Regions from separate parts of the Mus musculus genome. Here regions 1 and 2 are each linked to region 3. Evidence: chromatin loops called from intact Hi-C (ENCODE). Cell type or tissue: heart. All regions are shown on one strand. Links, peaks and the distances in the headings refer to the core of each region. The heading gives the core; the rest is flanking DNA.

Region 1 (8,026 bases), core at 1,399-6,398, 79 kb before region 3:
ATTTATTTACTTTGTGTCCATGTGAGAGCAAGGATGTGAATGTGCTGCCTCTCTACATCCCTGGCTGAACTTTGTACATTTTAATTTAGGAAGCTGAAGAGATGGCTCAGCTGTGGAGGGCACGGGCTGCTCTTCTAGGGGACACCAGTATGGTTCCTGCCACCAATGTCAGGCTAATCACAGCTACCTGTAGCCCCAACTCCAGTGAATCTGGTGAACTCTTCTGGCCTCCTCAGGCACCTGCAAAACACACACACACACACACACACACACACACACACACACACACACACAAATCTTAAAATTTTTTTTGAGAGAGGATTTTATTTATTTATTTATTTATTTTTGGTTTTTCAAGACAGGGTTTCTCTGTGTAGCCCTGGCTGTCCTGGAACTGACTCTGTAGACCAGGCTGGCCTCTAACTCAGAAATCCCCCTGCCTCTGCCTCCCAAGTACTTGGATTATAGGCGTGTGGCACCATTGCCCGGCTTAAATTTTTTTAATTGATTTTTTTTTTTTTGTCATGCTGAACCTGAGGTTTCAACCTGTTCCTCAAGTGTGGATTATTTCCTTTCATCCTTTGTTAACCCTAAAAATCAGGATCAGGGGGTGTTCAGACAATGTCATGGCCAAGTAGAGACTCTTGATGTCTCAAATCCCACTGAGCACCCAGACTGAGCACAGGTACCCCAGAATAGCTAGTTTCCACTGGGGAACTTGTAGGAGTGGTGCTGCGGACCCTTTTTGGTCCCTGTCTTCGTAGAATGGGTCTCTAGTTGCAGGTGGACAAGGAGTCGGCAAATGACAGACAGAAGCGACAAGAGAGATTGTGTAGAATCTGAGTGTAATTTTTTTTTTCGAGACAGTGTTTCTCTGTGTAGCCCTGGCTGTCCTGGAACTCACTCTGTAGACCAGCTGGCCTCGAACTCAGAAATCCACCTGCCTCTGCCTCCCAAGGGCTGGGATTAAAGGAGCGCCACCACGCCCAGCGAGTGTAATTTTTCAAGTGGAGCATCAAACTTTTTATACAGAAGAGTGACAAGAAACCACGTGAGACATCCACCAAGTTACAGTGACACAATACAAAAGGAATGTATACATCAAAAGATGGCGGTGACCAGGTCCTGTTTACCACTAAGAAGGGAGCCAGGTCTATTGTTAAGCCCACCACCAGGGGTTCTTAGTAAATGCCTGATTATGCTGTTCCTTTGGGCCTAGTGAAGAAATCTCTCTCAGGGGGATTCCCTAACTCTTTCATGATAAACCCACTTATTGGCTAGGCCATTGTGAATTCCCTTGTCTGGGTAAGACTGACTACTGTCCCAAGTAAACACTCTGCAGACCAGCCCAGAGCTATTCCGGCTCCATTCTTTGCAATGCCTAATTAGTTCCACCATCTCTACTAGCAGTAAATTTGAATGTTACTGGATAGATAACCTTCTTACAGAATTCCTACTGAATTCCAAGTTTGTCGGCTTCAAGGATTTTTTTAGGAGTTGGAACACTGGCAAGGGCTTAGCTATGTCAGAATTCAATCTTTAAAGGCACTTTACAATAAAATAATACCAAAAGAGAGCACGTGGATCCATACACCAGACTAATGTGGGGATAGGGTATGAGTATACGGGTTATGAGAATGCCTGGTTCCAGGAGGTTGAGTTTCTCGTGAGCACTTCCAGGCCTCTCGCCTGCCAAGCAGACTTCACTGGAGTGTGCGTAGCAGAATGGGATTCAGCTCACCCACATATACATATATTCACCCACCCCGGCTTGGAGTGTATGGCTCAGAGGTAGACTAATTGCGTAGGATGTGTGCAGCCCTGGAGTTTATTAGAAATGCTTTGATGCCATCAGGAGGCAGGGGCTGGTGGATGTCTGCGACTTCAAGGTCAGCCTGGTCTACAGGTGGAGATCCAAGATCCAGCCAAGGTTCCATCATCCCCAGTACTGCTAAAAACAAACCCAAATTTTTTTAAAAGAAAGAAAGGAAAAGGAAAATGGATCAGACCTTGCCCTTTTTAGTTCTCAGAGGCAGGAAGTCTCAACGATGATTAGCAATCGCTGATGCCAACTGAAACCACACAGGAGAGGCACTAGGAAGCAGGCTGTAAGGATGGACTTCTGGGCGGGCGGGGTGGTGCACAGGACAGGGCAGGTTTTCTACTGCAACGAGCCATGGTTATCAAGAGCAGATGCTAGATTTTCTCCTTTTTCTCCCCAAAAGGAGCCCAAGACTCAGGGACATTTGTTTGTTTTTCAAGACAGGGTTTCCCTGGCTGTCCTGAAACTACCTCTGCCACTACCCACATGGCAAAGACAATAGTTTATTCCTAAATGTAAAGACTAACTGACTGATACGTATCAGAGCAGAATGAGGAAACCTACAGGCACATGGGTGCCCTAAAATCATAGTAAGGGCCGAAGAGATGGCTCAGCCATTAAGCACTCCGGTTGCTCTTACGGAGGAATTGGGTTCAGTTCTCAGCTCACAACCATTGGCTTCCTAGGGTACCAGGCACACATGTGGTGTACATAAGTATAAATGAAATGCAAACAAAACACTCTTGCCCATAAAACAAAATAAACCAGGCCTCAGAATGTGACATGCCAGACCAGGTATATTAGTTAGGGTTTTACTGCTGTGAACAGACACCATGCCCAAGGCAAGTCTTATAAAAAATCATTTAATTGGGGCTGGCTTACAGGTTCAGAGGTTCAGTCCATTATCATCAAGGCAGGAGCATGGCAATATCCAGGCAGGCATGGCGCAGGCAGAGCTGAGAGTTCTATGTCTTCATCCAAAGGCTTCTAGTGGAAGACTGACCTAGGGTGAGAGTATTAAGCCCACACTCACAGTGACACACCTACTCCAACCAGGTCACACCTATTCCAACAAAGCTACAACTCCAAATGGTGCTACTCCCTGGCCCAAGAATATACAAACCATCATACTAGGGAAGGGTACAATACTCTCTCACCTGGACCTCATAGAAAGGAAGACACCTAACTCTGGACGTCAGGCCTATCTTTTGACCACTCAGTGTATATTGTCAAGGGACAGAGGAATGAGAAGTCCTGGCAATCCCAGGGGCTTCAGTTTAGCTGGGTTCCCAGTGTTTGATGTGGCCTGTTTGAATTACCATCCATCTGTCTGTCCATCTGCTCACCCACCTGTACCCAGTCCTGCAAGCCCTCAGCAGCTCTGCCCTTCCTGAGCCGTTCTCCAGATGGACTGGTTAATATCTAACCTCAGAAGTGGCTTTCTCTGCCTCTGCCTCCAGTAAGGACTCTTTCAAATTGTTGAGATTTGTGGCCTTTGTAACCCTTTGAAGTCATTCTGTCACACACACACACACACACACACACACACTTATAATCACAGTGTGATCTGTATCTTGAGATAATATTAGTAACTAAGATGTGAATGAAAGAATTGTGATTGCTAACAGCCAGCTATCAATTGCAGCCAAGGAAATTGATGTAGCATGGTGCACAGCTCAGTCTGGCCTTGAACTCCTATCCTGATGCCTCTGCCTCCTGAGTATCGGGCTTACTTTACAGGTGTGTGCCACTGCACTGGATTGTTACTTTGTTTGCTTCATTCATTCCCTTAGGAATGGTTTCCCTGAAGATATACTTTCTATGCATTCCTATATTTGCGGTGATAGAAGATAGATATTAATGCCAGACAATACAATATGATACAACACAGTACAGTACACGGTAGTACGGTACAGGGAGCCACATTCGGAATGGGCCATACAAAAACACGGTCCAATGGGGGACAGTCAAATACAGATCGGAAAAACAAGGCACTGGGGACAATACGGAGGAAAAGCCCACAGATGGAAAGTATTTGCGTGGGCAAGTGTCAGGAACGTGAGGTAAAACCTACACCACGGGCAATCAGGGAGGGTGCAAATATCTGACCATTCCAAAGACCTTCCTTGCAAACTAGCAAGAGGACAAGGTCCCTTGCTAGGGACCAAAGGGTCCCTGCTGACTCTGAGGTCCATTACCAGAAGACTCTATTATTGGGCAGTTCAAGACCAGCTGAGAGCTGCTGTGCTTGTTCAGAGGTGGAAACAAATCACCGGCTGGAGTAAGCACCTTCCTGGAAGGTGGCCCTAAGAATTGCTCTCAAGGCATGCGTAGCACTATGCTCCAGGCACTAGACTAGAGCTCTCCCAGGCCTAGTTATTTAGTAACTAAACGCAGCCAGCACCGGGCCTTCATAAGTGCACAGGCAAAGAGTGCTCCCAGCCCTCAGCAGCTGTGAGTTACTCAACTATTGAGGGGTTTCTACACAGGTCCCGGGATCGTGCTGAAGGAGTGCAGAAGCAGGGCACACAGACTGAGACTCGTAGGCACGATTGCGGTGACTGGCCTGGTCCGCAAAGGGGCGGGCACAGAGCTGCAAAGAACCCGCCCCGGGCCGGAGGAGGCGGGCCCGGGAGCACCAAGGAACAACACTCGCCCGCCCGCCATGCCCCCTCGCCCCGCGGCGTGAGTGGTGCTGCCAGGACCCTCCCCTTGACGTTCGGGGCGTGGCCAGCACCACGTGACGGGGAGTGACCTCCACGCCTGGCGCCATGGGGGCTTCGGACCCGGAAGTGGCGCCTTGGGCTCCCGGCGGCGCCGCGGGGATGGCGGGAGCCGGAGCTGGTGCAGGAGCTCGGGGCGGCGCGCCGGCCGGAGTCGAGGCCCGCGCTCGGGACCCGCCACCCGCGCACCGCGCGCACCCTCGCCATCCTCGGCCCGCGGCTCAGCCGTCGGCGCGCAGGATGGACGGCGGCCCGGGCGCCCCGGGCTCCGGGGACAACGCCCCGACCACCGAGGCGCTGTTCGTGGCGCTGGGCGCGGGCGTGACGGCTCTCAGTCACCCGCTGCTCTACGTGAAGCTGCTGATCCAGGTGGGGCGGGGGGCGCGGCGGGAGGATGTGGATGGGATGTGCGGTGTGGGGGTGCAGGGAGGGGGCTGAGGGATCTGAGTGATTGACGTGGGAAAGGAAGCGATTTGGAGGTGCTGGGAGGGAGCGAAGGGACGTGAGTGACAGACGTGGGGTAGGAAGGGATTTGGGGGTGCAGGGAAAGGCGATGAGATGTGGGAGATAAGTAGTCGAAGGCAGTGAGCTTGAAATTCCGAAGGGTAATGGATTTGGGGTGCGGAAAGAAGCCACAGGATTGGGGGAGGGCCGAGAAGTTTTGGTGAATGGGTAGATGAGGGCTGGCTGGGTACAAAAGCGACGTGTTTAGAAGGTGAGTACATTTGGGGCAGAGGACAGCGGGGCTCTGGATTTATAGAGATGGATGAAAGCTTTGAGGGACAAAGGAGTGGGCAGCAGGGCCAAAAATTTCAGAGGGAAAGAATGCAGCAGGGAAGAGCTATCGGTTTACTTGAGAAGGAGCCTGTAGATTTGATGGCGACGACAGATTTGGTGGGAGGAGGGGCCTCCGCATTGGTGGAGGGGGGGAGTGGAGCGGTGTCTGGAAAGGGGAGCCAGGAGGCGGCTTTTAGGGGGAAGGGGAGAATGGGATGACGCATTTAGTGGAGGAAGGAAGGAATTGAAGTAATTGTGTCTGCGTGGGTTGGGAATGGGCAGAAAATGGGGATAGGCACAATAGGTAAGGGTTGTCAAAGCTGGAGCAAAGGTAGGGATGTCTGGATTCAAGGATGCTTGGGCACCTAAACGCTTTTTTGCTTGTTGGCAGCAATTCACTCCAATAGAGGATGAGGAAAGGGTAAAGGGGGAGGAGGGATCTGGTTGGAAGGAGGTGTTGTGCATTTGGCAGAATTGGGTGGGTGTGTGATGGAGGTGGGGAGAGTTTTGATTGGCGTGGTTCAGGCTCAGACTGATAATCAAAGATGAAGCCTAGCATTTTCCAAAGGAGTGGGGGATGGGTGGTGAGGATTGAGTTGGAGACCCAGCTAAGATTTGAGGTTTGATTTAAGGCAAGTGAGTGTGAAGATTATTGTACTATCCTTGTCATAGAACTGAGAGAATTAGAAATACATTTGGAATGAGAAGGCCTTAAGAATGGGAGTCGCTGCTGGGCAGTGGTGGCGCAGGACTTTAATCTTAGCATTTGGGAGGCAGAGGCAGTCGGATTTCTGAGTTCGAGGCCAGCCTGGTCTACAGAGTGAGTTCCAGGACAGCCAGGGCTACACAGAGAAACCCTGTCTCGAGAAAAACAAACAAAGAATGGGAGTTGCTGAAGCCCTGGGGTCTGAGGAATGGGGATTCTAGAATTTGGAGTTTAACTAGAAATATAAGGAATGAGAAGATACTGTCAGGGCCATTGGGCATCAAATTGTGCAGAGATTTGGAGACGGCTGAAAGGGGGATTTGGAGACCAGCACTGACCTACTGTCATGTGAATGTGTATTTACAACATAGTGTTGCAGCCACAGCAAGCCTCAGCTTAGGAGGGACTCTGGGCTTTGCAGGTATCTGAGTTGAGCAGTTGGAGGTGCTAGGAGCTGATGGGGTGAGAATCAAATGCTGGACCTTAGGATGGCAGGCGGAGAGGGTCGGGGGGGCTCTGGGTGTAGTGTGGGAGGACACAGGGGAAGTGGCTTATCATTGGGAGCATGGTGGCATTAGTGTGGGGGTTTGAAAGAATGAAAGGTCTTTGGAGAGGGACCTAGAGAGTGAAGGGGAGCCCAAAGGGTGATGGGAACTAGATGGCAGGGGGGTGTAAGCCTAAGAGCTCTGTTGGGGGTGACAACTTCAGGGAGCTTAATGGCTATAGCTTAGTAATCGGTAACACTGAACAAAAAAGCAACAATAATAACAGATTGTGTTTTGCAGGGAACAGGTGTGCAGGCTAGATGTTGAGCCTCAGATCAAGACTCGTGGGCGGGGGTGGAGGCAGGCAGAGGTATTGAAGGTGGCAAACTGGCTCTGCTGGTGTTAGGTACGGGATCACGGTGTTGGCTGTGGTTAGGACAGTTAGAAACAGATCTAGGTGAGCATGACGTGAGGACAAATCAAGTAGGCCGTGACCTCGGCTCACATTGTACCTTTGATAACCCAGTAGACATAAGACGATAAACTCAACAGATTTGAGAGCCGTGAGGATGTGCGGTTGAGGGTTCGGGTTTTAGGATCAGGTTGGAGTTGTGCTGATAAGACTGGTGGGCAGCATCATAGCAAGAGCTTGGGGCTTGAAGTTCCAGCACAAAGGACCACCCTCCACTTGAAGACGCGGAAGGCCACTTCTGACCTAGAAGAAGAACTCTGGAAGGGAAAGCTGTTTGCCTGGGTCACCTAACTCTTTTCTGGATAAGCCATTGTGAGCGTCATTTTTTTTCAAAAAGACCTCACAATAAAGGGTTTTAAAAATTTACAGTCAGGGGCTGGTGAGATGGCTCAGTGGGTTAGAGCACCCGACTGCTCTTCCGAAGGTCCAGAGTTCAAATCCCAGCAACCACATGGTGGCTCACAACCATCCGTAACAAGATCTGACTCCCTCTTCTGGAGTGTCTGAAGACAGCTACAGTGTACTTACATATAATAAATAAATAAATCTTTAAAAAAAAAAAAAAAAATTTACAGTCAGGAGCTGTGAGATGGGTTAGCAGCACACTGGCCACTTGTTGCTCTAGCCAAAGTATGTGAGTCCCATCCCTGGAACTTACAGCAAAGGTGGCCAGAGGAAACCGGACTCCAGAGTTGACCTCCGACCTCACATCAGACACAATAAATAAGAATTACATTGGAGGCCAGCCTGGTCTACAGAGTGAGTTCCAGGACAGCCAGGGCTACACACAGAGAAACCTTGTCTCAGAAAACCAAAAAAAAAAAAAAAAAAAAGAATTAAGACATTTAAAATCAGCCACCTTCAGTGTATCTCAGAGTCAGGTCTACTGGAGTAATGTGGACTTTGATGAAACACCTTCCTAAAGAAAGGGAAGGGAAAGCAGCAGCCAGCACAGCACAGCAGCCGACCCAGCACTGCTGACACGGCCTGGCGTCCTAACCTGCGGGCCTGTCCTTTGCTGCTGCTCAGGTCTGTCCTGAG
Region 2 (8,026 bases), core at 1,399-6,398, 240 kb before region 3:
AAAAATCTACCTACTTCTGCCTCCTGAGTGCTGGGACTGAAGGCATGTGCCACCTCAACCTGCTTTAAAAAGTTATCTCTATTTTTTTTTAAATCGTGTGCACTCGGGTTTGAACACATGAGTCCAGGTTCCCAGGAAGGCCAGAAGAGGCTGTTGGAGTCCCTGGAGCTGAGTTCTGGGTGGTTGTGAAACACCAGGGTTAGGTGCAGGGAACCAAATTTGGTTTCTGTAAGAACAATGTGTGCTCTTAGCCAGTGAGCCATCTCTCCAGGCCTCCAAGGAAAGAGTATGTAAAAGCTCACTGCTGAGAGCTGGTGTGCACCTATCATCAGCAAGGAACCACTCCTGTGGCCTGTGTTTCACACCCAAGTGTAATGTTATAGTCTTATACCCACTGTCCTTACAGGTCGGCCTTGCATGCAGTGCTACAGAGTACTAGAGGAAGTGACATGGCCAGGCCACATATAAAAGCAGGACTTAGGTCACACTGGCTGAGCTCCTGAAGAAGCAGCAGCATGTCCTATCTAGTACCTTCCATATTTTTTTAAAGATTTATTTATTTCATTTATATGAGTACATTGTTGCTGTCTTCAGACATACCAGAAGAGGGCATCACATCAGATCCCATTCCAGATAGCTGTGAGCCACCATGTGGTTGCTGGGAATTGAACTCAGGACCTCTGGAAGAGCGGTCAGTATTCTCAACCACTGAGCCATCTCTCCAGCCCCATATATTTTATTTTATTTTTTTAAAGATTTATTTATTTAGGGCTGGCAAGATGGCTCAGTGGTTGAGAGTACTGACCGCTCTCCCAGAGGTCCTGAGTTCAATTCCCAGCAACCACATGGTGGCTCACAACCATCCGTAATGAAATCTGATGCCCTCTTCTGGAATATCTGAGGACAGCTACAGTGTACTTACATATAATAAATAAATAATTTTTTTTTGAGACAGGGTTTCTCTGTGTAGTCCTGGCTGTCCTGGAACTCACTCCGTAGCCCAGGCTGGCCTCGAACACAGAAATCCGCCTGCCTCTGCCTCCCGAGTGCTGGGATTAAAGGCGTGTGCCACCACTGCCCGGCTAAATAAATTTTTTTTAATTATTTATTTATTATATATACAGCATCCTGCCTGCATGTAAGCCTGCAGGCCAGAAGAAGGCCTCAGATCTCATTACAGATGGTTGTGAGCCACCATGTTGCGGCTGGGAATTGAACTCAGAACCTCTGGAAAACCAGTTAGTGCTCTTAACCACTGAGCCATCTCTCCAACCCTTCTATACACTTCTTGGTTTTTTTTGTTTTGTTTTGGTTTTTTTTTTTGTTTGTTTGTTTTTTGTTTTTTTCGAGACAGGGTTTCTCTGTATAGCCCTGGCTGTCCTGGAGCTCACTTTGTAGACCAGGCTGGCCTCGAACTCAGAAATCCTCCTGCCTCTGCCTCCCGAGTGCTGGGATTAAAGGCGTGGGCCACCACGCCCGGCTTTCTATACACTTCTTAACTCCTAATATGCAGCAGCCTCAATGGAGAGTGGGATAGTAGGGTTACCTTATATCCTATCTAGTACCTTTAAACCTTGTCTCAGAAAACTACGTACATAAACAAATGAACAAATAAGTAGCCTTCTAAACATTGGCATGGTGGTGGTGTGGGCCTGGAAACTGTGTTTGGTGATTGGAGGTATGGGATCAGGAGTTCAAACTCTTCCCCATCTGTATGTTCATGTTTCGGGCTAGCCTGGGCTGCTTGAGACCATATGCTGTGTAGGAACAACAAAACAAAAGTGTTTGAAGCCAGATACGGTGGGGTTCACGTTCTGTCTCGGCACTGTCTCGGCACTGGGAGGCTGAGGAAGTCCAATGTCTGTGCGTTAGAAGATAACCTTGTCTACAGAAAGAGTCCTAGTCTACATTAGACCTATAAGACCGTGTCTCAAAAAATAAAGTGAAGTAAAAGAAGTGTCTGGGAGTGGAGATCTGTTCGTCCCCGTGGGGCTGTGCATGGGGGCCAGAGGCAGATGTCAGATGTCCATGATCACTCTTCTTTATCCCCTCAAGATGGTCTCTCCTACACCAGACTGGAGTTTGCTATTGCCTGGCTACACTGCCTAAGCTGTCTAAAAACCTCAGAAATCCTCCGGCCTCAGTACCGGGATTCCAGGTGCACACCATGCTCCAGACTGGCTTCTGTGATCTGAACTCAGGGTCACATGCTTTGGCAGCTCTTACCCACCGAGCCATTCTCCCCAACACTATTCGTTTGAATCACATTCCTCCCAGCCCTGAACACTCCTCCTACTGTGTACTCACCGAATTCAGAATAGCGAGCAGTCTAACTCCTTTTCCCAATAAACTGCGAGAAATTCATTTGGACCTGGGGCAGTTCTTCAAATGACCACTAGGTGGCAATCGGCGACAAGTTTCCAGTTAGCACTGCCGGCCAAAACAAGATTCTACAAACAGTATTGAAACCTACAACAGGATTTAATCCCTGCCCCGGTGTCTTCAGCCCAGTCACAGCAGAAGTGAGGAGGCTGGAAACCAGAAATAAACTCGATTAAGAGAAACTTGAGCCGGGCCAGGTGTAAGCGGGTCATTCCACCAGCTGACGACCCTAAGGCAGGAGGGTCAAAAAGTTCCAGGCCTACCGGAATTCGAACTCCAGCAATTTGGTGAGACTGTATAACAAAATAAAAAGCAAAAAGATGGCTGGGCCCGAAAGCACAAAAGATGGCTCCTCAGATTAAAAGTGTTTGCTGCAGGGTCCAGGCAGCCTGAGTTCAACCCTGGAAACCTCATCCTAAAGCTGTCCTTTGACATGTACACACAGGCACACACGCACACACACACACACACACACACACACACACACACACACACACACCATAGCACCCATGTGCCTATACACACACACAGTAATAATAAGAATAAATAGATGGGGGCTGGAGATGCTCAGCGGGTAAGAGCACTGACTACTCTTCCAGAGGTCATGAGTTCAAATCCCAGCAACTACATGGTGGCTCACAACCATCCTTAATAAGATCTGATGCCCTCTTCTGGTGTGTCTGAAGACAGCTACAGTGTACTTAGATATAATAATAAATAAATCTTAGGAAAAAAATAAATAGATATGTTTAGCTTTTTAAAGAGACACTAGAAGGTACTTGGTGTGGGAAACTCTAAGGTTCAGTATACAAAAATGAGCTGTGTAGCCTTGGCTATCCTGGGACTCTCTCTGTAGACCAGGCTGGCCTCGAACCTACAGAGATTCATTCACCTGCCTTGGCCTGTGAAGGTGTGTGTCTCCCATTTTCTTTTCTTTTTAAGATTTATTTTATGTATGTGAGTACACTGTTGCTCTCTTCAGAAAGAAGAGAAGAGGGCTTCCAATCCCGTTATAGATGGTTGTGAGCCGCCATGTGGTTGCTGGGAATTGAACTCAGGACCTCTGAAAGAGCAGTCAGTGCTCTTAACCGCTGAGCCATCTCTCCAGCCCCATGTGCCTCCCATATTCTCCACTCTATCACCTTCTGGGGAAGCCTTCACACTTCCACTAAGGCTGCTTCTGTTAGGGAGGCCCTCCCACTTCTACTCCTGACCTCTCCAGCCCCACCCCATCTCCGCAGCCTGTCACAGGTGGCTACCCCCTCTTCGGCCAACAAGTGTCGCTCTTGGCTCACGGACTCCAATCTAGCTGGCTCCTGCTTCTTCCCTTTCTACCACCCTTCCTCCCCTGGCTTCAGTCCCCAGGCCTCAGTCCCACCTCCCCTGGGCTTCACTCTGCACTGATGACCCAAGCCCTCCCCCATCCCTTCGGTTTTGACCTCTCTGAAATCCACTTTGTTTATGTAACTGCTTCCACTAAGACCGGTCCACCGGTCACGGAGCTCAGCAAGAGCAGGTCAGTACCTATGCCCTGGGAACAAACAGAGCCTAGCAAAGAGATAAGCGGTCGCTTACAAGGTGAGGGTCAGAGGAGAGAATCGATTCCCACAGGTTGCCCTCTGACCCCAGCCCTCTCACGGTGGATGGCCAGCCCACATCCATACATTCGCACTCATGAGTAAATGAGTGTAATTTTATCTTTTTTGTTTGGTTGGTTGGTTTTTGGTTTTTCGAGACAGGGTTTCTCTGTATAGCTCTGGCTGTCCTGGAACTCACTCTGTAGACCAGGCTGGTCTCGAACTCAGAAATTCACCTGCCTCTGCCTCCAGAGTGCTGGGATTAAAGGCGTGCACCACCACGCCCAGCCGTAATTTTACATTTTAATGCAAAGTCTATTTATGAGGCTTACTGTTGGGGACGGGTATAGTGGCACAGGCCTTTCACTCTAGGGCTCAAGCCACAAAGGTAGGTCAGCCTGATCCCCATGGAGAGTTCGGGGACAGCCAGGACTACACAGAGACCCAGACTCAAAACAAATGAACGCGCTTGTCTACTCCAAGGATCTGACGCTGCTGCCGTCTGGCTTTGAAAGGTACCCGAGCTCGAGCACACATGTGCACATGCAGACACACACATAATTTACAATTTAAAAAAGGGAGCTAGAGAGGTGGCTCAGCGGTTAAGAGCACTTACTGCTCTTCCAGAGGCCCTGAGTTCAAATCCCAGCAACCGCATGGTGGCTCACAACCATCTCTAATGAGTTCTAATGCCCTCTTCTAGTGTGTCTGAGAAGAGCTACAGTGTACTCACATACATAAAATAAGTAAATCTTTAAAATAAAATAAAATAAGTCACTGGATGGTGACTTATTTTAAGTCACTTTTAATATTAAGCACTTGGGAGGCAGAGGCAGGCAGATCTCTGAGTTGGAGGCCAGCCTGGTCTACAGAGAAAGTTCCAGGACAGCCAGGGCTACACAGAGAGACCCTGTCTCCAAAGTAAATAAATAATAAATAAATAAATAAATAAATAGATAAATTAGTCTTGACTAGGTTGGAGCCCCTGCCTTTAATTCCAGGGCTCTAGAATTAGAAGCACACCCAGGGCCTTTTTGCAGTCAAAGCCAGCCCATTCTACATAGTTTCAGGCCAGCCAAGCTATACAGTGTAACCCTGTCATTCATATATATATGTATATGTATATATATATATGAATGACATCTCTTTGTTTGCTAGGAAGAACTAGTGTGCTGCGGAGCACATATGGAAATCTCCTTCCACCACACAAGTTCCAGGATTGACCACAAGTATCTTTATCCACTAAGCTCTCACCACCTGAAAAGCTCTTGTTAACACCGTATAGACTTCAGTGCTGGTGGTACCAAGACAGAGCCCCAGAGTTGGTAGTCTCCCTACAGAGAGGTTCCTTTGGCTGGGAACTTATAGTTAGATCTCAAACCCAGGACAAATGACTACCAGAGGTGCCTATTTAACATAGCAAAGCAACCCTGGCCCCAGGTTCTCCCAGCATCCCTCAGTCCCTGCCTGTTACAGGGCATGGCTGGCATACCCTAAATTTCTCCAGCCCAGAGGCTGGGGTGTTCTTCCCCAGCTGCCTTCCCTAGATAGCGCAGCCATTTTGGAAACTTGGCCTTACTCTTCCAGCCCTCTGTTCCCCTTTGCTCCCCTCTCCTCCCAGGGCCAGGTCTTGTTCACTCTGGACTCTCCAGGACTTCCCAGCTGCTGGCTCTCTCCCTCGCATCTACAATAAACCTCCTCTTCCACCATACCTACGAACACTGGTATCTTCTTTATTTTTTATTTTCTTTTTAAAGATTTATTTATTTATTTTATGTATATTAGTACACCATTGCTCTCTTCAGACACAGCAGAAGAGGGCATCGGGTCCCATTACAGATGGTTGTGAGCCTCCATGTGGTTGCTGGGAATTGAACTCAGGACCTCTGGATGATCAGTCAGTGCTCTTAACCGCTGAGCTAATCTCTTCAGTCTTATTTTCAATTTTTCATTCACTAATGTTCGCAAACATCAGTCCCCAAGTAGTTGGATCCTACCAATAACCAGAAAGCGACTTAGAAGGCACTTCCTCTCAGAGTCAGCTGGCCAGAGAGTCGACCTCAGGTGAGAGGGCCTGGGTTCTCACAGGAACTAAGGCACACTAACCACAAACGGTCTTAACTTCTGACCTCAAGGGTCATTCCCTCTCCGCCTGTCGCTCACACCAGGAGTTCCAAGGTCACTGAGCTAAGTGAAGCGCAGCCCTGCACGTTCTGATGTGACATCAATGACAGTTACCTCATCTGTCTTCCTCTTCTCCTTTTCTTTTTTTTCAGGAACTTGAAGATAGCTCAGGTAGACTGACATCCTTGACCCCTGACTGCTGCGTGTTATGACCTGTGGGTGACCTTTGACTCTGGCTAACCAAACCTCCACCCTTACTTCTAGCACGCTAAAAGCCCACACTTCCTACCAAGAGCAGTGAAGTTGGTTTACCATGTACAGACCAAAAGCTACCTTAGTTTCCCTCCACCTCCAACCACCCTGCTCCATTCCACAAATCCTCTAAATGCTAGGAAGAAATAAATAAATAAATTCTAGGCGGCTGGGTGGTGGTCCTGTACACCTTTAATCCCAGCACTGGGGAGGCAGAGGCAGGTGGAGTTCTGTGTGTTTGAGGCCAGCCTCGTTATCAGTGTGAGTTTCAGGACAGCCAGGGCTACACAGAGAAACCCTGTGCTGGAAAAAAAAAAAAGTTCTAGGCTACCCTAGGATACATGAGACTCTGTCTCCAAACAAACAAGAGCCCAAGAATAGTGGCTGTCTAGTGCCTTTAATCCTAGCACTTGGATGAAAACAGATCTCTATGAATCTATTGCCTGGTCTACAGAGCGAGTTCCAGGCCAGCCAGCCAGTGAGACCCTGTCTCAAAAACCCAAACAACAAAGCCCCCTTAAGTGTCTTGGCAGAGGCTTGTCTGTAGGGTGCTTAGGGTACACAGAACAAACCAGTCAGGAGCTGCATCTGCAATAGCCTAAGCAAGGCAGGGTGATGAGGGGATGGGGCCTGGGGTAGAGGCAGTGGCTGGTGAGGAATCCGGAACTAGGATGGATAGAATTTATTAAGAGGAAGGCTACAGGCTGGGAGAGAACCCAGAGGTGCTGGGGTGGGGTGGACTTATAGGAAACAGGAGTGCAGAAGGGCTTTGTGAGAAGTTAGGAGTTAGCCCAGAGATGTGCAAGTGGAACCACCTTATAAGAACCAGGAGTGTAGAGGGGCTGGAGAGGTGGCTCAGTGGTTAAGAGCACTGACTGCTCTTCTGAAGGTTCTGAGTTCAAATCCCAAGCAACCACATGGTGGCTCACAACCATCTTTACTTATTTATTATAATAAATAAATCTTTGGGCCAGAGCACTCAGGGACTGAGAGGACAAGCAGAGGTCCTAAATTCCCCAGCAACCACTTGAAGGTTCACAACCATTTGTATAGCTACAGTGTACTCCTATACACTAAATAAATAAATCTTGAAAGAAAGGAAGGAAGGAAGAAAGGAAGGAAGGAAGAGGCATACAAAAGGAGCTCGTTTCATGGCTCCAGGACACCGTGAAGCTGTGTTAGAACATTCTCTGTTATCCGTGGATGGAACCCCATTCTGTCCACAGCAGATCAGTGACGCAGCAAGTTTCCAAACAGAATTCGTGCACAGGCTGGGAGGCACAGGCTGGGAGGCACAGGCTGGGAGGTAGCTCTGCGGGCAAGAGTGCTTGTTGCACAAGCATGACAACCTGCGTGAAAATCTGCAGAGCTCACTTAAAGAGCCAGGTTAAAAAAAAAATCACCAGTAATCGCCATATGGAAGGAAGGGAAGGTTAGAGTCTGGAGGATTGCTGGGACTACAAGGCTAGCTTGAGATTCTGAGAGACCCTGTCTCAAGGGAATGAGGTCATGGGTCACAGAAGCCACCTGACTTCCGCCTCTGACTGTCAGGCACATCTGCTCACAACACACCTGTACTCCGGGGCTTCCAGCTGTGAGTCTAGCGGCTCCGCTCAATTCCCACTCCCCCTCAGGAATAGTGCCCCTGGCTGGGCAGGGGTGGTGTACACCTTTAATCCCAGCACTTGGGA
Region 3 (8,026 bases), core at 1,618-6,617:
TGTTGGTCCCAGGGATCAAACTCAGGTCATTACACTCGACGGTAAATTCTTTCACCTGCTGAGCTATCCCTTAGACCCTCCCTCCCTTTCTGTCTGTCTTTCCTTTTTAATGAAGACACCAGTCCTCTTGAGTTTAAATGGAAACTCTCCTTTCTGCCTCATTCCTGCCCATGAAATCACCACTGAATGATATAGGTATGACGTCTGGAACCCCAACACTCAGCAGCAGGGCCAGGAAGATCTCTGCAAGTCTGAGGCCAGTTTTGTCTGCACAGTGAATTCCAAGCCAATCTGGGCCATAAGACAGAGATTATTATTAAGAAGAAGGAGAAGGAGAATAAATAATTAAAAAAATTTCTACCGTGGACTATCACAAAGATAACGGTCATCTCTGTGTTTCCAGTTTTTATCTTCAGCTTAACCTTTTTCTTATTCACAGGTGGTTTTTATATGTATTTGTTTATTTATCCCCAGGCCGGCTTGGAACCCACTCTGTAGACCAGGCTGGCCTCGAACTCAGAAGTCCGCCTGCCTCTGCCTCCCGAGTGCTGGGATTAAAGGCGTGCACCACCACGCCCGGCTGACAGTGGTTTTCTAAACAGTGGGTCAGGTTTACACACCTTTCAAGATGCCCTACGTCTTTCTGGGGTACAATTTAGCACGGTTGCTAAGGACACAGGAGCTAGAGCTGGAGAAATCTGGATTCACCTAGTTTCCTCTATTTATTGATACACTCCTTAAATCTTAGAATTTTTTCACTTATGAAAAAGGGATAAGGGGCTGGTGAGATGGCTCAGTAGTTAAGAGCGCCGACTGCTCTTCTGAAGGTGCAGAGTTCAAATCCAAGCAACCACATGGTGGCTCACAACCATCCCTAACGAAATCTGATGCCCTCTTCTGGAGTGTCTGAAGACAGCTACAGTGTACTTACATAAAATAAATAAATAAATAAATAAATCTTTAAAAAAAAGGGGGGGATAATAAACCAGATGTGGGGAACACATCTGTAATTTCAGCACTCAACTAGAGTCAGAATTAGAGTCAGGAGGATTAGGAGTTCAGCTACATAGCAAGTGTGAGGTTAGCCTGGAGCCTCAAACATGAGACCCTGTATCCAAAAAAAGAGAGGTGATAGTGGTGAATAATTATAGCTACTGCAATTGAGGATTACACAATGGCACATGCAAAATTTGTTCTAATATCCAAGTAAATGAAACACTTACTGATAACTGCTATAAGATGAAGTCTAACCCATACCACAGCCTACTTGGCCTAGTTGCCACCTCTTTGGTCTGTCCTGTTTTTCCACTAAGCCGTCCTCACCGTCTCTATTACCATGCTAGTTCACAGGCATCTTCCTAAAAAGCCTGTCTTCCATCTCCTCCCAATCTACACTGTGAGTTCTTCAAAGCAGACTAATGGAGAAAATAGACTGCAGAGACGCCTCAGAGATTAAGAGCACTTACTAATACTTCAGAGGCCCTGGGTTCGGTTCTCAGTGCCCACACCACAACTCACAACTGTGTAAGTCCTACCCCTACGTTTCAGGAGACCTGAACCCTCTTCTGGCCTCTTATTATATATGTGGTGCATACACTCACTCAGAATATTAATATTAACAACAACAACAACTTGGGGCTAGAGAGATAGTTCAGTAGTTAAAAGCATTGCCTATTTTTCCAGAGGATCCTGGTTCAATTCCCAGTAACTACAGTTCCCAGTAACTCAAAACTGTCTGTAACTCCAGCGCCAATGCACATATTAACTTTTAAAAAGTTTTTTTAAAAATAGAGAAAATGAGAGCACACAAAAAAAAAAATCAAAGAACCCAATGAAGGAACAAATCCAAAGAAAGGACCCGCTGAACACTGTCTCCAAACCATGTCTCGTGGTTCCCCGAGTGCCCTTCCTCCTGATACACATCAGCCTGGTGTCGCTTTAGTGAGCAGCAGGCCTGGAAGCAAGCACCTTCACCTTTTCTGAATGTCAGAGAATAGGCAGGGAGGACAGACATTTAAACTGGGTCACAGAAAAATGATCCAAGGCAGAGAACTGGAGAATGGAGAAAATGCAGGCTGCAGGAGGGCTCCCTGACCACGGGCGGTTACTGCTATTTCAGGACCTGAGTTTGGCTCTTTCTGGTATAAAAGTTGGGATGTGTGAACACTCAGCCCAAACTGCAAGGCAGCAAAGGTGAACTTTCCACACAAACATGCCCACCTGTGTATACATATACTATACATGTACATGTATAGCTGGGGTCTCGGGATGGTTTGGTTTTAAGAAACTATTCCATGTAGTCTATTTCCCAAGTGCTGGGATTAAAGGCAGTCGTCAGCATGCCTGACTTAAGTTGTAATCTGCATTGCTTCCCTTCAGTAGGGGGACCTGAGCAGTGCCTGGCGCATACCAGTCCAGCGCTCTGCCACTGAGCCAACCCCCATTCCCCGTGTGTTCTTAAGAGAGAAACTGAAACAAGTCAACTTTGAGTTAACCAAATGGGAGAGAGGTCCATAAAAAGTTCCACACTGGGAACTACCCAGTGAACAAGGGAAAGACTTTGACTCTGAAGATGTAGGCGTAATCTCTACTACCAAGAGTGCGATGACTACAGAACATTCGATACCAAAGTGATACAGGCTTTCAGATCATAAAATGTGTGGGGTTGTAAGCTGTGTGTGCCTTGTTATGTGTTACTTCATACTGTGTGAAACAGCAGTTTTCAGGTTGTACCTTGCCCGAGGTGACTCCATTCTATAAAAGCAGCGTTTGGCTCTATTTTAAGTGGGAATGCAGAAGCAGGAAGACCACACCACGCCTCACTGTGCATAGGGTTCCACCACCTGTTAGCGTCTCTCACGCAGAACGGACTGACAACCACTTACTTCTAAAAGTTAATAAACAGAGTTTTCCACCTATAGGCCTATCGAGGCTGCCAGATGAGGTGACACACGCCTTTAATCCCAACACTTGGGAGGCAGAGGAGGGCTGGAGACCAGCCTGGTTTACAGAGTGAGTTCCAGGCTAGCCAGGGAGGAAAACCAAACCAAACCAACCAACCAACCAACCATAACTTATCAAAATAAATTAGAACTCTATGAACACATAAGGGTACTGAATTCACACCAGGAGATCCATTATCAAATACACTAAATAAAACCAACTTATCATATGCCCTAGAAAGTGGCAAAAATCGATCACCTTCACTTGAGCCCCATGAACACTTCTAAAGCTATAATGACAAGAGCCCCCATTGCCCGTGTAACCACGAGTGTGTTCATTAAAGGCTGACAGCAGAGAACTCCTACCAATCTCTGGAGCTCAAGATCCTCCCCTTCCTGCCACTGTTGATGTGGCCACCTGTGTGTCCTTCTGGACCATCTTCCAGTTCATTCCCAAGCTCACCTCAATGGTGAAGTCTAGCTCCGGGCCTCCCTCAGCTCCAAAGCCTTCATACCTTATCATGAATACTTGTCTTTCTCTTTACATCTGTCTTCTGCTTCATGTAAGGCCTCTTAGAACTCCTGTGGCCTCTTTACCCCTTACACAGCTATTCAATAGCCTACATAGACATATAATTACTGTGGGATGTGTAGTCTCCGGTGAGAGTTAATATCACCAGTGAAGACTGGAATGATATATTCTATTTTCGGTGATGGCCAGCTGTCAAGGGAAATCTCGAAATCTTGGCAAAATTGCAGCCAACGAAACCCAGTTTGTGAATCTGTACTTCCATTGTGAAAGACATTGTGCCTGGCACTGTGAAAAGACAAACGTGTCCCTTTATGTTTCTGACATAGCATACTCACGACACATGGCTTGCAAGGTTTAAGTCTTAAAATGCAAGGAAACACTAGGCAGCTTATTTTTCTCGTACTGGCAGGCGATTGACTGCAAACGGGTCAGTGTGCCATGCCACGTTCTGAGACGCCAAGTTTATCACATTAAGTCCACATTAAAATAAATAAAATTAAATTAAGTACTTCCTCCTTAACATTTGGGCTAAGATGTCTAAGAAGGGGCCATTCAGGGGTGACGCTAAGGCATCTGTGACAGGTTGGCAAGCGGGGTCAGGGCTTTCGGACACGGCCGCCACGTCTGCGAACCAAGTTCGAGCAGTGTCGGACCCCGTCACCCTCCCCGCGGAGCCTCGGGAAAGATGTCAGAGGGGATCTGCCCCGGGGAGCGGTCGGGGGTGCTGTCAGTCAGCAGAACGCGGACGGGAGCGGCGAGGAGGGCGGCGCGAGGCAGCGGCGGCCGCGGAGGGCGGCCGGCCTCCCCCCTCCCGGCCTCGGGCCCCAGTCACTCACATGCGGGCCCGCGCCCTCTCGGGCTCCTCCCGCCTCGGGGACAGCAGCCGCCGGGCGAGGAGGGTGGGCCAACAACTTCCTGCTTCCGGCAGCGCGACCCGGAAGTGGTTCTCGCGCCGCCGGCCAGGGCTGGAACACAAAGGAAAAGCTCCTTGCGCCCCAGGTTCCGAAACAGATCTGGCGAGGTCGCGGGGCGCGGGGCGCGGGGCAAATCTCGCGGTATCTGAAAAGCTTGTGCTCTTGCTCCCCCTGACGTCCAGATGGCACTACTGCGCCTTCTCAGTCGTAGAAGTCTCAAAATATTAATAACAACAATAATAATAATAATAAAAAAATTTTTTTAGGGGTCCGGACTCATTGACTCAATTCATTCCCATTTACACTTGGCTCACTCGTTTGTATCTATTGACTGCTGGTTCTGTGGTAAGCATCACTAAGCACTGTACTCTTAGGAAACTGCTTCAAGAATTATATATTGTAACATGAACATTCTCACAACACCTGACCATGAACCAGCCAAACAGGTTTATGGAGCTGGTTAACTGACTGCAGGTTTCTCTCACAAATAGGGAGTGGCAGTCAGCAACTGTTTGTATATGTGTGTGTGTGTGTGTGTGTGTGTGTGTGTGTAGTATGTGTACGCTTCTCCATGCACATAAGTGTCTTCAGAGGCACCGGATCCCATGGAACTGGACTTACAGACAACTGTGAGCAGAATGATATAGATTCTGGGAACTGAACTCAAATTCTTTGGGAAAACAGCTTTCTGAACAGCCAAGCCATCTCTCAAGCCTCTATATCAGAACCTTTAACTGATTTCTACCCGGGGACCTGAAACAAAATGCTGGGCTCAGCCCTGATGCTATAACTCAAAAGCCATGGTGACTGTGAGATGGGGTCAGATGAACCAGAGCAAAGACTCCAGGCCACCAGGCCACTCTACGCTCTCCCCATACAGGCACAAATAAGTCTCCTTTCCTGACACCCACTACTACCTGTACCCTCAGCTGACATACTAAGCCTGCCAGAACTGACTTTGTTTTTAACCCCTTAAAATGACAGTTACACAGGCTAGAGAAAGGGCTCCGGAGTTACAAGCACCTGCTGCTCCAGAAAAAGACCAGAGTTCACTTTCCAGCACCCACACAATGGCTTAGAACTGTCTGTAGCTGCCGGGCAGAGTGAGTTCCAGGACAGGCAGGGCTATACAGAGAAACCCTGTCTCGAAAAACCAAATAAACAAAAAAACAAAAAAACTAAAAAGGAGAATATATGGAGCCTAAATTCATCTATGGTGGCCTTGGAAATTCTCAAAGTCCCCTTTTCAGAACCTCACCGAGTGAGAGAACTGGGGTTAGCAGAGTTCCCATCACTTGAAGCTGCAAGGCAAAGAGAGACAGGTGAGACTGCACTGAAGAGGTACAGTTCTGTTTCCCTAAGGACACCAGCTTTACAGAGAACAGTGACGATCAGAGTGGCAGCCTCCTTAGATGACAGGCTGGAAGAGAACAGAGAATGTCTTTAAGAATTTAGGGCTAGCCTTGCAGTGGTAGCGCAAGCCTTTTATCCCAGCACTCGGGAGGCAGAGGCAGGCAGATTTCTGAGTTCAAGGCCAGCCTGGTCTACAGAGTGAGCTCCAGGACAGCCAGGGCTACACAGCGAAACCCTGTCTTGAAAAACCAAAAAAAAAAAAAAAAAAAAAAAAAAAAGGTGTTTCACAGACTGGGCTGCTTTGGGGAGTTTCTTTCCAAGGCATCTCTAGCTGTTCTCTTGAACAGGGCTGGAGGGGGGAAGGGCTGGAGAGATGGCTCAGCAGTTAAGAGCACTGCCTGCTCTTCCTGAGGTCCTGAGTTCAATTTATGGTGGCTCACAACCATCTGTAATGGGATCCATTGCCATCTTCTGGTGTGTCTGAAGAGAGCAATAGTGTACTCATGTACATATAAAAAACAAAAACAAAAACAAAAACAAACAAACAAACAAACAAAAAACCTTTTAAAAAATCTGGGGGATTAAACCTTATTGATGATGTCTCCCAAGAAGAGACATTTACTGTTCCGAGCTAGGAACAGAGTGTAGATGAATCTATTCTACCTTCTGTGGCAGCATCACTCGGTAAACATTAACTGGGATTTGCCCAGAAAAAGAAAAGCAAAGAAACCAAGACCACACATAGCCAAGCAGTGGTCAGGGACACTCACCTATGATGCTTTGGGTGGACTCAGGAATGAGCCCCCATGATGTCAGAGGTAACACAGTGACAGAGACCTAGAGCCCCATGTCACCTTCAACTGTCTGTTAGTCTTTTAGGGACCTTGACTCAGGAGTCATGAATTGGATATAGCAGAGGTTTTCAGGCCTAACTAATTAAAAGCTGAGTTGGAGATTTTTATAAGGCTTTTTTTTTTTTAAAAAGGACTTATTTATTTCATGTATGTGAGTACACTGTCACTGTCTTCAGACACATCAGAAGAGGGCATCAGATCCCATTACAGATGGTTGTGAGCCACCATGTGGTTGCTGGGAATTAAACTCAGGTCCTCTGGAAGAGCAGTCTGTGCTCTTAACTGCGGAGTCATCTCTCCAGCCCTATAAAGATATTCTTAATGACATAAACCATGAAGATTAAGGGAGAAAGAGAACAGGAAGACAGACAGAGTTAAGTCTCTCTAGGTGTCGCTAGGGAGAGAGGTTGAAGGGAAGCCTGAAGAGCAAGCCATGCCCAAGAAGGAGGGAGAAGAAGGGAAGGAAGGGGTGAAGCGGGCAAAGCGAGGGAGGAGGAGGAAGGGACAGGAATGTCTAACTATGGGGTAGCCTAATCACATGGCCCCTAAGATCTCTGGGGAGAAGCCCCCTGAAGGCCTACTGGTGAGTGAGGAGTAAAGGCTCACACCGCTCACTCACCCTCACAAACACAGAGAAGGCTGACAGGCCGCCTCACAGTGCAGTGTCAAATATGGGTCAGAAATGGTGCTGAGCTGAGGGTCGGATTCGACACTGGATTATTTTTAAGTTGACGTTGGCCTGCCTTAATATAACATAATTGTAGAACACATCGAAAATGCCAAAACATTACAAAACTTAAAAAAAAAAAATTAAAAAGTACTCCCCAGCCGGGCGTGGTGGCGCATGCCTTTAGTCCCAGCACTTGCGAGGCAGAGGCTGGCGGATTTCTGAGTTCGAGGTCAGCCTGGTCTACAAAGTGAGTTCCAGGACAGCCAGGGCTACACAGAGAAACCCTGTCTCGAAAACCAAAAAAAAAAAAAAAAAAAAAAAAAAAAAAAAAAAAAAAGTACCCCTAAAAAAGATAAGATAAAATCTATAATTTTAGGCTGTGGAAGTTAGCTGCTTTTGATGGTTTAGTGTGTGCTTCTGACATGCTGGGCAACTAAGCTCTCACTGAGCTAGAGCCCCTGCCGCTTCTCTTCTCTGTGTATATGTGTGTCTCTCTGTGTGTGTGTGTGTATTTGTGTGTCTTATGAGAAGTTTTTTTCTTCTGCTGTATGGGTCCCAGGTTGAATTCAGGTCTTCAGGTTTGGAAGCAGGTAACTTTACCCTCTGAGCCACCTTTCCGGTCCAAGAGACTGTTTTTAAAAATAATTTTCCTTAATCATGAAAAATGTCATTCTTAGGGATGGAGAAATGGTTCAGGTGCTCTGTTCCTAACCTCCATATGCCAGCTAGAGCCTGCATGTAATTCCAGTTCTGGGGGATCT

Evidence for each region. Peaks named below come from ENCODE experiments on the same cell type or tissue, not always from the same donor. Only the 100,000 strongest peaks of a DNase experiment are listed, where the experiment ranks them.
Region 1: it touches region 3 in a loop (2.9-fold over the local background); 7 of 42 quality-filtered maps call a loop at or near these places.
Region 2: a loop joins it to region 3, with 4 times the contacts of the local background. A loop is called at or near these places in 34 of 42 quality-filtered maps.

Annotation. Positions count from the first base shown.
Region 1 is chr17:29,344,355-29,352,380 of GRCm38, reverse strand. Mtch1 (mitochondrial carrier 1) reads left to right here and starts at 4,449. Exons shown (of 12, transcript NM_019880.4): 1 at 4,449-4,914. The coding sequence starts at 4,594. In heart, for the core only: no CTCF peak of the experiment used is centred there; DNase peaks (open chromatin) are centred at 4,520, 5,200 and 5,470; H3K4me3 peaks cover 2,658 bases; H3K27ac peaks cover 2,528 bases.
Region 2 is chr17:29,508,991-29,517,016 of GRCm38, reverse strand. No RefSeq gene overlaps it. Among named protein-coding and RNA genes, the nearest start is that of Gm26885, 21 kb to the right of the region's middle. In heart, for the core only: a CTCF peak has its summit at 3,653; DNase peaks (open chromatin) are centred at 2,346 and 3,666; H3K27ac peaks cover 1,047 bases.
Region 3 is chr17:29,265,287-29,273,312 of GRCm38, reverse strand. BC004004 (cDNA sequence BC004004) reads right to left here and starts at 4,525. Exons shown (of 9, transcript NM_030561.3): 1 at 4,311-4,525. In heart, for the core only: a CTCF peak has its summit at 4,560; DNase peaks (open chromatin) are centred at 4,372 and 5,243; H3K4me3 peaks cover 1,878 bases; H3K27ac peaks cover 2,173 bases.